Linked DNA regions of Homo sapiens: regions 1 and 3 are each linked to region 2. A link is a loop called in an ENCODE intact Hi-C map of the cell type or tissue named here. Cell type or tissue: chondrocyte. All regions are shown on one strand.

Evidence for each region. Peaks named below come from ENCODE experiments on the same cell type or tissue, not always from the same donor. Only the 100,000 strongest peaks of a DNase experiment are listed, where the experiment ranks them.
Region 1: it touches region 2 in a loop (2.4-fold over the local background); 3 of 110 quality-filtered maps call a loop at or near these places.
Region 3: a loop joins it to region 2, with 4 times the contacts of the local background. A loop is called at or near these places in 4 of 110 quality-filtered maps.

What each region holds. Positions count from the first base shown.
Region 1 is chr6:169,749,820-169,754,819 of GRCh38, forward strand. DYNLT2 (dynein light chain Tctex-type 2) reads right to left here and starts at 1,753. Exons shown (of 4, transcript NM_174910.3): 1 at 1,520-1,753. The coding sequence starts at 1,639. ERMARD (ER membrane associated RNA degradation) reads left to right here and starts at 1,803. Exons shown (of 18, transcript NM_018341.3): 1 at 1,803-1,844; 2 at 4,045-4,213. The coding sequence starts at 1,839. In chondrocyte, CTCF peaks have their summits at 2,041 and 2,242; a DNase peak (open chromatin) is centred at 1,802.
Region 2 is chr6:168,954,571-168,959,570 of GRCh38, forward strand. LOC105378146 (a long non-coding RNA gene) reads right to left here. Exons shown (of 4, transcript NR_136250.1): 2 at 3,170-3,289. Among named protein-coding and RNA genes, the nearest start is that of LINC01615, 210 kb to the right of the region's middle. In chondrocyte, a CTCF peak has its summit at 2,499 (motif pointing right); no DNase peak of the experiment used is centred here.
Region 3 is chr6:169,210,092-169,215,091 of GRCh38, forward strand. THBS2-AS1 (THBS2 antisense RNA 1) reads left to right here and starts at 3,121. Exons shown (of 3, transcript NR_134621.1): 1 at 3,121-3,487; 2 at 4,083-4,396. RefSeq lists a silencer at 2,860-3,209. In chondrocyte, a CTCF peak has its summit at 2,996 (motif pointing right); no DNase peak of the experiment used is centred here.

The DNA.
Region 1 (5,000 bases), 800 kb after region 2:
GATAAAATCAAGAGATGGTCATATTGATGAAACAGTATGTCTTAAATTTTCCTATGCTCCAAAATAGGGAAATTAACAGCTACCTTAAATTAGAAATAACTAAGTGAACAGTTTCCTCAGGTACATTTAGTGAGCATTTGTAGAGTCCTTTCTCAATTTCTTCCCAATTATTGTTCTATTCAAATTTCTCACCTCTAAAAGAATCAACTTTAAAGATAGCTATAATTGATCACATCCATATCAAATACTAATAATTACTTTGGTCCATGTCCCCTCACTCCCAGATTTTAACCTATATACCAGGTGCACCTATGTGTCTCCTCATTTTGAGTTCAGGCTCATTGAATTTTAAAGACCACTTCAGACCTCAGATAGGCAGTAAGTTTATAAAAGCCACCCTTGTCTGCCTCAATATATAGAAATTTTTCTTTACTGTTGGTGACCTGTTACTCAGACTCATTGCCAAGAAATACAGCATAGTGTTTGGGAGTGTGAAGTTTTAAGTCCAACTGATTTAGGTTTCTAGCCCTGCTCTGCTCTTTTTCTTAGCTGTGTAAACTTGGCCTGTTTGCTTTTCCTCCTTTATTTAGTTCGTTCTTTCCTCTGTAAAATGTAGACACCAGGGAAACAAGAACCTGAAATTTCGCCATTATTTTGAGAATTCTCTTTTTAAGAGTAATCTTAAAATGTTTTAGGGTCTTCAAAAAATTGTTTTGCCTGTCATCTCTATCTTCATCCTATTATAGGTCCACGAAGTAAGTACGAAGAGAAACCAGTATAGGCCAATTGGACCGAGTACTAGCATACAGGTTCTGGTCCCAGCTCTATCATTACAGCTTTGTATCCTTGGGCAAACTAATTTTCTGTTAAAGTATCAATAAAATATAGAGTCTTTAATACATTAACGGTTTTCAAAGCCTAATCATATAGAAATACCTGTTATACCACCAATAAAACTGAATAATGACCCTTTCCATCAATATCAGTAAGTTTTGGACAGGGTATTTTCAACTTAAGTTTTTTTCTCCTGTACATTCTTCAAATATCCAGACTGCTGATGTTTTAAAAACCCAAAACATGGCACTATTCTGCCTGGTTTATCAAATTATTTTTTTAATACAACACACTCATTTTTCGCTAGCAAAACTGCTTATAATGGCACTAAATACACTAACATACTGTGTTTTAGTACAAAGCAATAATACTCAGAGTACTCTCAGGAAATCCGCAAGCTGAGTAAATTTGAAAAGAAGATCTTGTAACCACCCTTCCAATCGACTTATGTAGGGTTCTATGGCCCTAATTAAAAAACAAGAAAACTTTAGCACTCAAGTCCAAAGGGGACTGCCCAACTCAGTCTCAGGCTTCAATTTCGCATCTGGGGAAAAAAGAAACACAAAAGGGAGATGCTGCCTCCTTGGCTCTGGGGGTGGTGACGGGAGCGGGGCCCACTGGGGAGCGATTTCACTTAAACGGTCGGACATAGCCGTCTCGGGCCCCTAGCAGTCTCCGCACTCACTGCCTCCTTCTCGAACATGCTAGGCCTCCTTTCTTTCCTAGGCGTCACCGGAGCCTGCTGAGGGGTCTGGTTCGGGGTCTGGATGGGGCTCGACTTCACGCCTCGGCCTCGCTTCTCCATCTCGCTCTGTTCTCCAAGACGCCCACCGCCTCCCCTTCACCGCCGGCGGTCAAACGCCCTAGCCAGTCCCGCGAGGGCGGAAGTCTCCCACCTGCGCCTCGTACGGTAGGAAGTGCCCGCCAGGGCTCCAAAGCGCCTGGAGGAGGGGCGCGCAGGCGCCTGCGTCATTCACGCGCGCCGCAGCGGGGCACCGGAAGTTATGGAGGTAGGGCGGGTGTAGGGCCCGGTTCGATCCCGAGCTAGGCAGGGAGTCGGCGCCAGGCTGGGTGGTGCTCGGCTACGCGGAGTGGGCGAGCGAGCACGCGCCTGCGGTGGCCGGCGGTCCCGCGCTGGAGGGCGCTGGCGACGTCGCGGCCCTGGCCTCTGTGGCGGTATCGGACGCTCGGCCCTGCAAGACGCCTGGCGGGCCCTGCCGGCCTCCCTGGGCCAGGCTCGGTTTCTCCGTCGCCTCCTGGCCCTGAGCTGGAACGCGGCGGACGGTCAGGGAGGGCTGTGCGCGGTGGCGCGGGGGCGGAAAGCCGCAGGTCGGGCTCTCACCTGACCGTGGCTCGTTCCTAGAAGCGCAGTTTCCTAGTCGCTGCCTGTAGGGTCCACACTCGGACAGTAAATTTGTGTTCATCGCCGGGCGTGGTGGGGCCTGTGGTCCCATCTACTCCGTAGGCTGAGGTGGAAGGATCGCTTTAGCCCAGGAGGTGGAGGCTGCAGTGAGCCGAGATCGCGCCACTGCACCCCTGTCTGGGCGACGGCGAGACCCCGTCTCCAAAATGATGATAACGATAACTACCATTTTTGAGTACTATGTGCTAGATGCTTTTCATGTGTTATCTGATTACTGTAGCCCTACCAGGTGCAGCCTGGCACCGTTTTATTTCACTTAGAACTGAGATTCCGATAAAGTAACTTTTCCAAGGCAAGAGGTAGTCAGAGGCTGAGGAATGATTCAAATTTAAGTCCAGCTCCAAAGCACCGGCCCAGTGTAGTCTGCAGAGTTCCAGCCCCATAGAGCCACATGGAGGATGCGAGTGACAATCGCCAATCAACAAATAGTTGATGTAGATTTCTTTAGTGATGACTTAATTGTTAGGGCCTGCTGGGATTGTTCGAAAACCAGGGCTGAGAGTGGAAAGTGCAACTTCTGGGTGCAGGAGGAGCAAACAGGGCAACTGATAGCAGTTTCCACATTAGGAAGCTGCCCAGAGCTAATTATGACTGTCACAACACAGCCCCCCCTTAACTCAACACACCAAAATAAAGAGCTTCGGTTCCGCTTTAGATCCTGAATTTGACTTCTTTGCAGGTTTATACGATGGTCTTAGTGTCATGTGGGGTAATTGTGAGGATTTCGATTGTATTTAATTCTCCATGGAAAACCAGTACGGTTTGCTACTTTTTACATGGCAGGGAAGGCTAAACTTTACCTCTGCCCATCTTAGTTCGGAGTGACCCCTTTAACAAATGAAAGGATAACAAGAAAAAAGTTTATTCTTGGACAGAGTACACATCACAAGGGATAAACCTTAATGAGAAGTAACTTGAAATGGTGGCTTAGAACTACATTTGTATACCATCTTCAACAAAGAACTGTAGATTTGCAGAGAAGTGACAGGACACAGGAGAGCAGTTTTAGGCTTCAAAGGGCAGGAAATTGGGAAGGTAGATACATATTCGGAAACTAATGGAGTAAGAATTGTTTGCAGATTCCCCTGGTACCTTAACTGGTCTGGTAAGTCTAAAGTTATCCCCAGTAAAGAATTTATATCCTGTCTTTGGGCGGAAGAGGGGGAGGATAGAGAGAGCTTTTCCTTCATTTGCTGCCTCTTGTCTTCAGCTCAAATTTGTTGTTGTTTTTATATCGAAGAGGCATGTTTTGGGATGACATTGTGGTTTTCTTCAACACCGTTTAGGTAGTCAGAGGTACGTGGGGTTCTTTTTCCTTCTTGTTCGTTATACTTGGTTTCTGCTCTCCCATTCCCCATTTAAAAAAATTGCTTATTTTGATAACTCTGGGATAGTGAAGGAATGCTGAGAGCAATAATGCTCTGGTCGTAAAACACATTCAGCTTCCGTGAACTTGTATTTTTTCTTTTTTTTTTTTAAGTGAAAGGCAAGTTTATTAAGAAAGTAAAGGAATAAACAATGGCTACCCCATAGACAGAGCAGTTTGCAAATATTATGATTGATAATTTTAGGTCTTTAAGCCTTTATCATATTTGAGAACATTTATGTAAATTATCTTTAATATTTAATCACTATGTTTTAATCATACAGCTCTCACGATATCCAGAAAGCATGTTAACAGCAACTATACCTGAGTGCATTCAGTTCTTAAGAGATGTGTCTGAAATATATAATACTCTATTTTTCTTTCTGTTAAGCAGTGCCTTTTATTTTATTTTATTTTTTAGGTATTAATAGGGGACCCTATTACCACATGTCTTTCTCCCTCAGTGTATGATATAATTTGTAATCTTGGGTTTCAACTCAGAGAAAATTGTGATATCAATAGCATTGTAACTCAGAATGGTGAAGTATGCTGGAAAACAATCACAGACTGTGTGAGCTACACAGAGTCAGGTTTGTGCTGTCTTTGTACTCCAAACTTTCATAACTGTCCCATTGAAAATGTCTTGACCTGTAAAATTCCCCTTTCTGACCATTGGTTCCTTTTGTTAGATAATGTTATAATACAGGCCTAACTCCAAGGAGAACAGGAATCAATGTGAAAAGAGAGGGAATGAGGCCAGAGAAGCATGGAAAAGTTAATGGAAAGCTGGGCTAAGAAAACCACCTCTACAGAGGAGGTGTCAGGAGGCACAGAGGGGCTGGTGGGCTGTTGATGATGTAGATCTCAGGGCCTTGAGATGATTCTCTGTAGGAGTCATGTGAATTAAGGGTAGAAAATGACCAGTAATAGATTATACAGTTATTTTAAGTGTCTTCTAGACATTCTTGCACACTTTGGAGCAGAGATATAGGTGGGGAAATTTAATAATAGTTATAAAAATTACAGATGAACATACTCTGGCCTAGCAGTCCGTTTTCAGGAATCCTTAAGACAGATACAGATATGAAAATGTGTGTGTGCAAGGTTATTCCTTGCAGCATTGTTTATAATAGCTAAATAAATAAACAGCCAAACATCAAGCAGTAGGGGATTGGTTCAGTAAATTATGATAAATTCATATAATGGAATATTATGCAGTGGTAGAAAAGAATGAGGAGGCTCATCTTATACAGAAGTCTCTGAGCTAAGTTGGAAAAAGAATAGGAGGGGCATGTATTTGTAATTACCCTTTGGTATTCATTGATCAGGAACCAAGTAGATGGTTAATCCCAAACTTATCAAAAAAAATTAAAACAA
Region 2 (5,000 bases):
ATAAACAACACACTTCTAAATGAATGATGGGTCAAAACTGAAGTCTTACACTAAACTAAAAATATTTTGAATCAAAAATTAAAATACAATATATCAAAATTATCAGGATGCAGCTAAGCAGTGCTTTGAGGGAAATGTAGAGTACTAAGTGCTTGTAATAGAAATCAGGAAACACCTAAAATCAGTAATATTACAAACATCTCTATGCCCAAAAGGAAACAACTTACATGAAAATTAAAAATGTTTCTACCTGTAATAATGAACATTTGGAATTTGAATTTTAAAAAAAATGTCATTTGCACAACATGGCTGGGCCTGGAGGACATGATTCTATGTGAAATAACCCAGACACAGAAAGAAAACAATTGAATGATCTCACTTATATGTGAGATATTTTTTTAAAAACCCTCAAACACACAGAGACAGAGTGTGTAACAGTGTTTCCATGGGTGGGGGTTGCAAGAGGACATGGGGGGATGTAGGTCAAAGGGATCAAAATATCATAGAAGGTAGGTGGGACAACAGTTCCGGAGACTGGATGCACAACGTGAGGGCCAAACTTCATAAAATTATACCATGTTAAGGATTTTTGTTAAATAAGTAGATTTTAGCTGCCTTTGTCACAAAAAATATGTGAGATAATAGATATGTTAATCTGTTTCACCACTGTAACCATTTTACCATCTATATTTCATAGCATCATGTTGTAAACCTCAAATATACACAATACTATTTAAAAGGCACTAAATCGTACTAAAATAAATGAAGCATTAGGTATAAATATAACAAAATAGGTGCAGCGTCTGTATGCTGAAAACTACAAAACACTGATGAAAGAAGGAAGAAATATCTAAGTAAATGAAGAAATATGCAGTTTCATGGATTTGAGGCTTAATATTTCAAAGATGTCCATTCTCCCATTTTCCCTGATTTGAGCAATGCAATCTCAATAAAATTCCAGCAAGTCTACTTTGTAAATAACAACAAGCTGAATCAAAATTCATGTAGAAAGGCAAAGAAACTATAATAATCACAAAAATTCTGCAAGAAAAACAAAACAAAATTCTGGAAAATGAACAAAACAACAAAAGTAAAGTACTCACATAACTTGATTTTAAGACACTATAACGTGACAGTAAACAATAAAATGTGGCATTGGCACTGGGATAGGCAATCAATGGAACAAAAGTAAGAATAGAGAAATTGACTCAGACATATATTGACAAGTGACTTTTGGCATAGGTACAAGTCATGTTAGGAAAGAAAGAGAATCCTTTCAGTTAATTGTGTTGGAACATTTGATATGCAAATGTCCCAAATAGGACCAATATATACCTTTTCCATATACAAACATTAATTCATAGTGGATTATAGATTTGAATGTAAAATGCAAAACCATACAACTTCTAGAAAAAAAACATAACAGAAAAGCTGCATGGCTTTGGTTTTGGTGGTGAGTTTTAAGATACAGTACCAAAAGCATGCTCAATGAAAGAAGAATTTTTAAAATTTGACTTTAACAAAATTTAAAGTGTTTGCTTTGCAAACGACCTGTAAATATGGTAAAAAAGCAAGCCACAGACTTGGAGCTATTACTTGCAAATTTCATATTTGATAAAGTACTTATATCCAGAATTTTTTCTCTCTCTCCCTATTACCCTCAAGTACTACTAAAGTTAAAGCTTAAAATAAAATTGACAACACCAAATGTCGATAGGCATGTGAAACCACAAGAATTCCCATTGCTGGTGGGAATACAAAAGTAGTATTCTACTTGGACGTCCACACCCCCTGGATCACAGATTGCCCATTTCTTATAAAGATAAACATACAATCATCTCATGGCCCACAAAGTCCTGTCCTAGATGTTTATCTAAGTGAATGGAAAACTGTGTTCACACAAAAAACAATTTGCAGATGTCTATAACAGTTTTATTCATAACACCTCAAACTGGAAACAACCAAGTTGTCCTTCAACACGAGTGGAGAAACAGACTGTGGTGTGTTCACACGACGTAAGGCTACTCAACAGTGAAAGGAGTGAGTAACCGACTCACAGGATGTAGATGAATCTTAACTGCATTTTGGTAAGTGAAAAAGGCAGCACCCAAAGGCTGCATATTACATGTTCCACTTATATAACATCCTGGAGGAGGCAAAAATGTAGGAACGGAAAAGGGGGCAGGGCTTCTAAGGGTTTGGGGATGGGTTGATGAGTGATGGAACTGTTCTGTGTGGTAGTGGGTGGAAGATTTTTGACTGCATTTCTGTGTTGTGGAAAGACATGGAAAAGCTAAAAAGTCAAATTTATCGTATGCAAAGTAAATAAAAACTCAACTAGGATTTGAGGAAATCTCAAACTAGAAGGATGACTGTGACAAATGAATCTAACTGATTACAAATGATGACACAACTCAGAAATGTTGCTCCAGAATCAGAGAAGAGAAGTGTGAATCTGGTGGGGAACTCAGCCGGGCAGGCTGGGAGCTGTCAGGCCAGCCACTTGGTGGTGCCAGAGGACCTCCAATAGAAGCTTGCACATGATTTTACATAATTTACCCAGACAGCAAAGAAGGCTCAGCCACTGCACTCAATCAATACCAGTGAGGACACTGCCACACTTGCTGAACACAACCCTGGAGCACGTCTACAGGTCAACAGCATGACACCGATAAAACTGAAAAATGGAAAAAGCACAGGAGCCCGAGCCTCTACACACAGAACCTGGGCCCCTTTTTGAATTTCATATGACTACACTGTATAATGAGTTTTGACTGTGTCCTGGTCATTGTTTAATTTTTCTCAGAATTTACTTGGAGTTTTACTGGTTGGAGATTTATGGACTGTATGGTAGAGAAAGCAAACATATAAATAAGCATAATTATGCTGGCTCCCAATGTAAAGAATGAATTCATTGTTCTAGTTTTGCTGGAGTTGTCACTGAAGAGCTCTGAAAGAAGCCTTCTGCCTGCTCAGAACCTTGAGGCATCCAGTGGCACCACAGAGCTAAAGCCATCCAAAGCATCTGGCGTAGCTTCCCTGGTAAAGATGTCACACTAGTCTCATGAGTCCACACTCCCTGAGAGCCCTATAAACTCTCACCATGTGAAACTATCACAGGTTCGCCATTATGCAAAGTATTTACCCCAAAATTTCAACTTTATCTTACTTCAGGCAGACATAGAAGAGGTACTTCCAAAGGTTCATGCAGTGTACTTAGGCTCATGGTCAATCAGCGCAGGCTGCCTTTTCTCCATGGCTCCGAAGCAGCTTCCACTAGACCTAAGACCTGGAAATGTTGTCTTATAAGAAAAGATGAAAAGAAAAAACATGCCCTAGATTCACATGGAAGGAAGACCATACTTTGCTTTTGGCCACTAGTCCACAATTAACCTGAGAGTTATGTCACCCAGGTACAACACCTGGTCCCCTGTCCCGTCAGAAACATTTACAGCAAAGATAGTCAGGAATGTACCAGAGCAGATGATGTTCTGGAGAACCCAAATTACGCAGATGAAGACAACTTATTTCAAAAGAAAGAGAAAATTGTGAGAAGTGAAGTTTCCGCCAATACCCACTGCAAGTGTGCCAGATGACTGGCTCTAGAGTGTCATCCTCGAATCTGGGGGCTTTCCTTCCCTGTTTTCCTGGGCATTTTCTTGGCATGTTGCCTACGTATGGTTCTTTTCTGTTAACAGGCACCTGCTGCCTCTCAGCAATGGTGTCTATAATGTTCCTCCCCCTACTATTATGAGCCACTAGCTCATCCCTAGTGGCTTCTTGTCATGAGTCTAATTTCTGGTTTGATATTCTCACAATGGGGCTCATTCTGACAATCAGAATCACTCCTAGGCTTGGTCTCACTGTCTCTGTGCGATAGCCAGACTCTTGGTATCAGTGTCTTGTGACATATACGTTGGTTTTCTGTGTAATTTTACTCAAACATGAAGTGACATTTTGCATGAAACTCTAATATTTGTTTCAAGGCATTCCTATAACTCAGTTTATCAAGACAGTTTGTTTATCTGTGCAAACTTCTCTCTATCAGGACAACATGTTGCTAATCTGAGCAAAAAGTTCATTTACCAAGTAGCAATGTTCTTGTGAAGGCTCACTTCGAAACTCTTGTCTTCTGTCCACAAACCTTACAAGATCACACCACAGGCTTTACCCAATCCTAATCAATTTTCATCTTAAAAGAATCACCGAAACCTACCATTTATTCTAACAAACTTGATAATCCACACTTCATCCTGATAAAAACGTTAATTCAGGAAATTCTTCTGGCACAGACTGGGGTCTCCGTATCTTTCTCCCTCCAATCATGATCCCGGCTCTTCCGGGATCCCATCTCTGTTGGTGAGGAGTCACTGGGGCTCTGGGAGCCCTGGAAAGACTTGGGACTTTAAAAGCTGAAGATTCTTAAGAAGCTACAATGTATATTATTTGTTGTTTTATTTTATTGACTGGTTCTCATAGCATACATATGTATGAAAAACTAGTACTTATCTCTTTTTTATCTTTCTAAGAAGTCTTTGCAAAAAAGAATTATGTGCTGGTTGTGTGTGTCTGTGTGTGTGTGTACACCGGTGTATGTGTGTAATGGGGGAGGTGCTGGTTGTATTATTTGAGAATAAAGAATACAAGGCTTTGAAAAGTCACTTTGCCCAAGGCTACATAGTAAGTTTTTTGGATTTTGTTTGTTTTGTTTTCTTCAAACAGGGTTTCATTCCTGTTGCCCAGGCTGGAGTGCACTGGCGTGATCTCAGCTCACTACAGCCTCTACTTCCTGGGTTCAAGTGGTTCTCCTGCCTCAGCCTCCCAAGTAGCTGGGACTACAAGCACATGCCAGCACACCTAGCTAATTATTTTTTCGTATTTTTAGTGTAGATAGGGTTTTGCCATGTTGCTCAAGCTTGTCTCAAACTCCTGGCCTCAAGTGATCTGACCGCCTTGGCCTCCCAAAGTGCTGGTATTACAGGCGTGAGCCACTGCACCTG
Region 3 (5,000 bases), 260 kb after region 2:
CTCAATAAATAAGGTATAGAAGGAATGTACTTCAACACAAGGAAGTCCATATATGATACACCCACATTTAATATCATACTAAACAAGGAAAAATGGAAAGGCTTTTCACTAAGATTGGAACAAGGCAAGGATGTCTGTTTTCACCACTTGTATTCAATATAATACTCAAAGTCCTGGCCAGAGCAATTAGACAAGAGAAAGAAAGTAAGGGTATCCACATTGGAAAAGGAAGACATCACATTATCCTTGTTTGCAGATGACACAATCTTATAGTTAGAAAAACCTAAAGACTACACACACACACACACACACACACACACACACACACACAAATCAGAACCAATAAATTAATAAAGTTTCAGAATAAAAAATGATCATATAAAAATCAGTAGCATTTATATACATTAACAGAGATCAATCTAAAAAGGAAATCAAGAAAGCAATCTCATTTACAGTAGGTACAAAAAACATACCTAGGAATATGTTTAACCAAGGAAGTAAAAGATCTCTACAAGGAAAACTATAAAACACTGATGAAAGAGAAGAAGAGGGTACACAGACACAAATGGAAAGATATCCCATGCTCATGGATTAGAAGAATGAATACTGTAAATCACCCAAAGTGATCAATAGATTCAATGTAATCTCTAGCAAAATACCAATGATGTTATTCACAGAAACAGAAAAAAGCATTCCTACAAGCGTAGGAAACCACAAAAGACTCCAAATAGCTAAAGCCATCCTGAGAAAAAAGAACAAAGCTGAAGACATCACACTGCCTGATTTCAAATTTTGCTACAAATGTATAGTAACCAGAACAGCACAGTACCAACACTAAAACAGACATGTGGACCAATGGAATAAAACGATGAATTCAGAAATAAATCCACGTACTTACAGCCAACTCATTTTTGGCAAAGACATCAAGAACATACATTGGGGAATGGACAGTCTCTTTGATAAATACTGCCAGGAAAGTTAGACATGCAGAAAAAAATGAATCGAGACCCCCCTCTTTTACCATATACATACATCAAATCAAAATGGATTAAAGACTTCAATGCAAGACCCAAAACGATAGAACTACTACTAAAAAATAATACGGAGAAACATTCCAGGACATTGATCTGGGTAAAGATTTTTTGGTAAGACCTCAACATTACAGACAACTATAACAAAAATAGAAAAATAGTATTATATCAAGCCAGAAAGCTTCTACACAGCAAAGGAAAAAATCAACGAAGTGAAGAGACAACCCACAGAATGGGAGAAAATATTTGCAAACTACCCATCCAACAAGGGATTAGTAATCAGAATATATAAGAAACTCAAACAACCCAATTAAAAACTGGGCAAAAGACCTAATAGACATTTCTCAAAAGAAATGGCCAACACGTACATGAAAAAAGGCTCAACATCACTAGTCATTATAGAAATGCAATTCAAAACCACAAGAAGATATTATCTGACCCCATTTAGAATTATCACAAAGACAAAAAATAGCAAATGCTGATGAGAAGGTGGAAAAAAAGGAACACTCATACACTGTTGGTAGGGATGTAAAGTAGTACACCCACTAGGGAAAACAGTATGGGGGTTCCTCAAAAAACTAAACTAGAACTACGTTTGGTATAGTCCAGCAATCTTACTGCTGGGTATGCATCTGACAGAAAGGAAATCAGTATATCAAAGAGACATCGGCCCTCTCATGTTTATTACAACACTACTCACAATAGCCAAGACATCGAATCAACCTAAGTGTTCATCAATAGGCGAAAGGACAAAGAAAATATTGTATATGCACACAATGGAATACTAGTCAGCCATAAAAAGGAATTAAATCCTGTCATTTGCAGCAGGATGGATAGATCTGAAGATCATTCTGTTATGTAAAATAAGCATGACACAGAAAGACAAATATTGCATGTTCTCATTCATATGTGGGAGCTAAAACAGTGGGTCTTGTGGATGTTGAGAGCAGGATGGCGGATGCCAGATGCTGGGGTGGAATGGTGGAGAGGAAGATGAAGGGGAGCTGGTTAAGGAGTACAAAAATACAGTCAGAAGGAATGAGCTATCACATGCAGTATAGTAGGAAAATTATGCTTAATAGTTTATTGTACATATCAAAATAGCTAGAAGAATTGTAATGTTCTCAATACAGAGAATAAAAATGTATGAGGTCATGGGTATCCCAATTACCCTAACTTTATCATTACACATTTTAAACAGATATCAAAATATCACATATAACCCAAGAATACTACAGATATTATAATGAATTAGAATTAAATCTTCCAAACTATACACGAGGGTGTCTTTCCATTTATATAGGTTTTAATTTATTTTGGCATTGTTTTTCTGTTTTCATAGTACAAGTCTTCTGCCTCCCAAGTTACATTTATTACGAGGTATTTTATTGTTTTGTATGTTATTGCAAATGGTATTGTACTTTTAACTTCCGTTTTAAATTGTTTCTGTCTGGTATACAGACGCACAACTGATTTCCATGTGTTGATCTTGTTCTCTGACACTTTGCCAACTTTTCCACTTCTTTAAAATCCAGAATAAGTATGGCCTGAGACAAGGGAGGTTTGTGTATTCATGATGCATATGTATAGTCACGTGTATGTTGCTTGCGTATATACCATTCAATAATCAATACATAAATATAAATAATATGTATCTCCATTTTAACAACTGTAATTTATTCCTAAAGCCATATTTAAAAATAATTACATTTTTAAATGGGAAAAGTCGTATGAAGAATTCTGTCCCACCTCAAGATAACTAAACAATTTTTCAGTAGAAAAATAAATCTAAAAACAGAAAAAATATTTTAAAAGTAAATAAATCGTACATAAAACGAAGCGCAATCGAGTTTTGTTGCACTAATGCTTTCTTCCTCTTTCTACACCATTTTGTTTGCAGAATCGGCCTTTTGAAGGTTCCGGGTTACCCTGCAGTGAAGCTGTCATTCAAGCACAGTCAGGGCCCAGGAGAGGGCGCAGGGAGGGCGCAGGCGCGCAGGGAGGGCTGGGCATGCGCTCGGCGGGGCCTCCGGCTCTCGGGGACGCGCGCGGGCGGGGCTCGCCGGGGCTGAACCGGCTGAGCTTCCCAGGGACGCCCCGACCCAAGCCCTGCAGTCCGCGCGCGTCAGGGGTGTGCGCTGGAGGCCGGAAAGTCGAATATCACTTCCCATCCTGCATTTGATGTGCTTTGGGGTTGAAAAAGCCCTTATGTGGTAAAAAAAAAAAAAAAAAAAAAGTCAGAAAAGTGGCAAAAGTCTTCAACGGCCTGAAAAAGGCCGAGACAGGAACTGAGAAGCTGGCAGTAGGTCCTGCTACTGCTGCAGGGGCGGCGGGCGCCCTGGGTGGGCCACGAGGCAGGGACAGCCGAGGCTCCGCGCTCACCCCACCCGCAAGGGGCCAAGCGCAGACTCAGGGGAGCCAGAGGGGCCGGACCGCTGAGCAAGGGCTGGGGAAGGGTGAGTCAGGGGCCCCTGTGGGACTGCACGGGGTGGGGGGCACGGGCCCGGACCTCTCTCACAAATGCCCACGTGGTCCCCAAGGCTAACGCCGGCTGCGTGGGCCGCAAGCTGCTCTGGGCCCGCAGCTCACTCCCCTGGGCACAGGGCTGACACCCGGGCGAAGCAGGAGTGTCCCAGCTTGCTTCAGCCCCTCCCCTGGGCCCCCAGGCTGGTGGCTCCAGAAGGACTTTACTAAGAGGGTGGGAAGCATCAGTGCAGGTACCTGCCCTGGGCTAAGGGCCTCGTGTGGGTGATAGCCCTCAGCAGGGCCCTCCCATTTGGGCATTGGCAGCCCACAGGGCTGTGGCCGTGGAGCTGGAGTGGCAGCTCCTGGATCACCCCACACCTGCGTTCCTCAAGGCCTAGGCACCACTTGCTCCATGGTCAAAAGCATCACTTTGTGAAACGCAGACTGAGCAAAGCTGGCCTAAGATTTTGGTCCTCCAGGAATGACGGAAGGAGCCCTCTGCCCCCATGTAGCCTATAGCTGGGACACGCAGCAGCCAGTGAGTTGGTCACGGTATGAAGGCTTCTCTCCTCCCGGCAATCACAGATCCCACGCTTGGATACTTGGGAGTGAAGATGTGTTATTTCACCCACCGACTCGTTCCACACGACCAAGGCCTGTGCCTGCCCTGAGGGCGAGTTGGTTGAGCCTTGTACAGACAACTCTCAGAGCGTGGGCCTGGGCCGAACCTTTCCCTGTGAGCAGCAGCATCAGCGTCTAGAACGACGGCCCTCCCGGTCCACGGTGGAAGGTGCGGAGCTCCCGTGGTGTGCTGGCAGCGATTCGCAGAAGGGAGATGGAGGGCCACAGGGCAGGTGCTCGCACGGAGTCATCGAGGTCCAGGGACACCTTCCTCCCAGGTGAGCTCACAAAGGCACCACACATTAATCCTGGGAGACAACCATTCTGATGTGGCTAAGGCCATCGACAGGGAACATGATTGTCAGGAAACCTCAACTTTTCGATAAATGACAGCAAAACCTGAATGCAGGAGAAATGTATCTCATTTTAATGCCTGACTTCTAAGCATCCTTATTCAACATATTATATGTATTTTTTGTTTCATGAGTAAAATGTACATTGAGCTTCCTCCAGTAGCTGTCCATAGACCAGCCACTATCACTGCCATCATTATTTTGTTTCTAAACTTTTCTTTTTACACATGTAGGTCTAGCTTTTTCCTCCATATTGATGAACTAAAACTCACTCATTTCACAACTCAAAGCCAGGGCCTTCAGTTCACAGCCCGTTGCCTCAGACGGCCTTTCCTATATCTTATTGCTTCACTGTCTGACTCACTCCAGCGTGTTTCAGCCAAGTATACTTGTTTTTATTCATCTTGCTCTCTTTTCCTCCCTCCCCCAACTCCCCCTCTTTCCCTCTGTCTCTTTGTCTCTTTCTCTCTCCCCCATCCCTCCCTCTCTTCCCCTTTCTCTCTGGATGCCCTCTCTCCCTCTCTCCCTC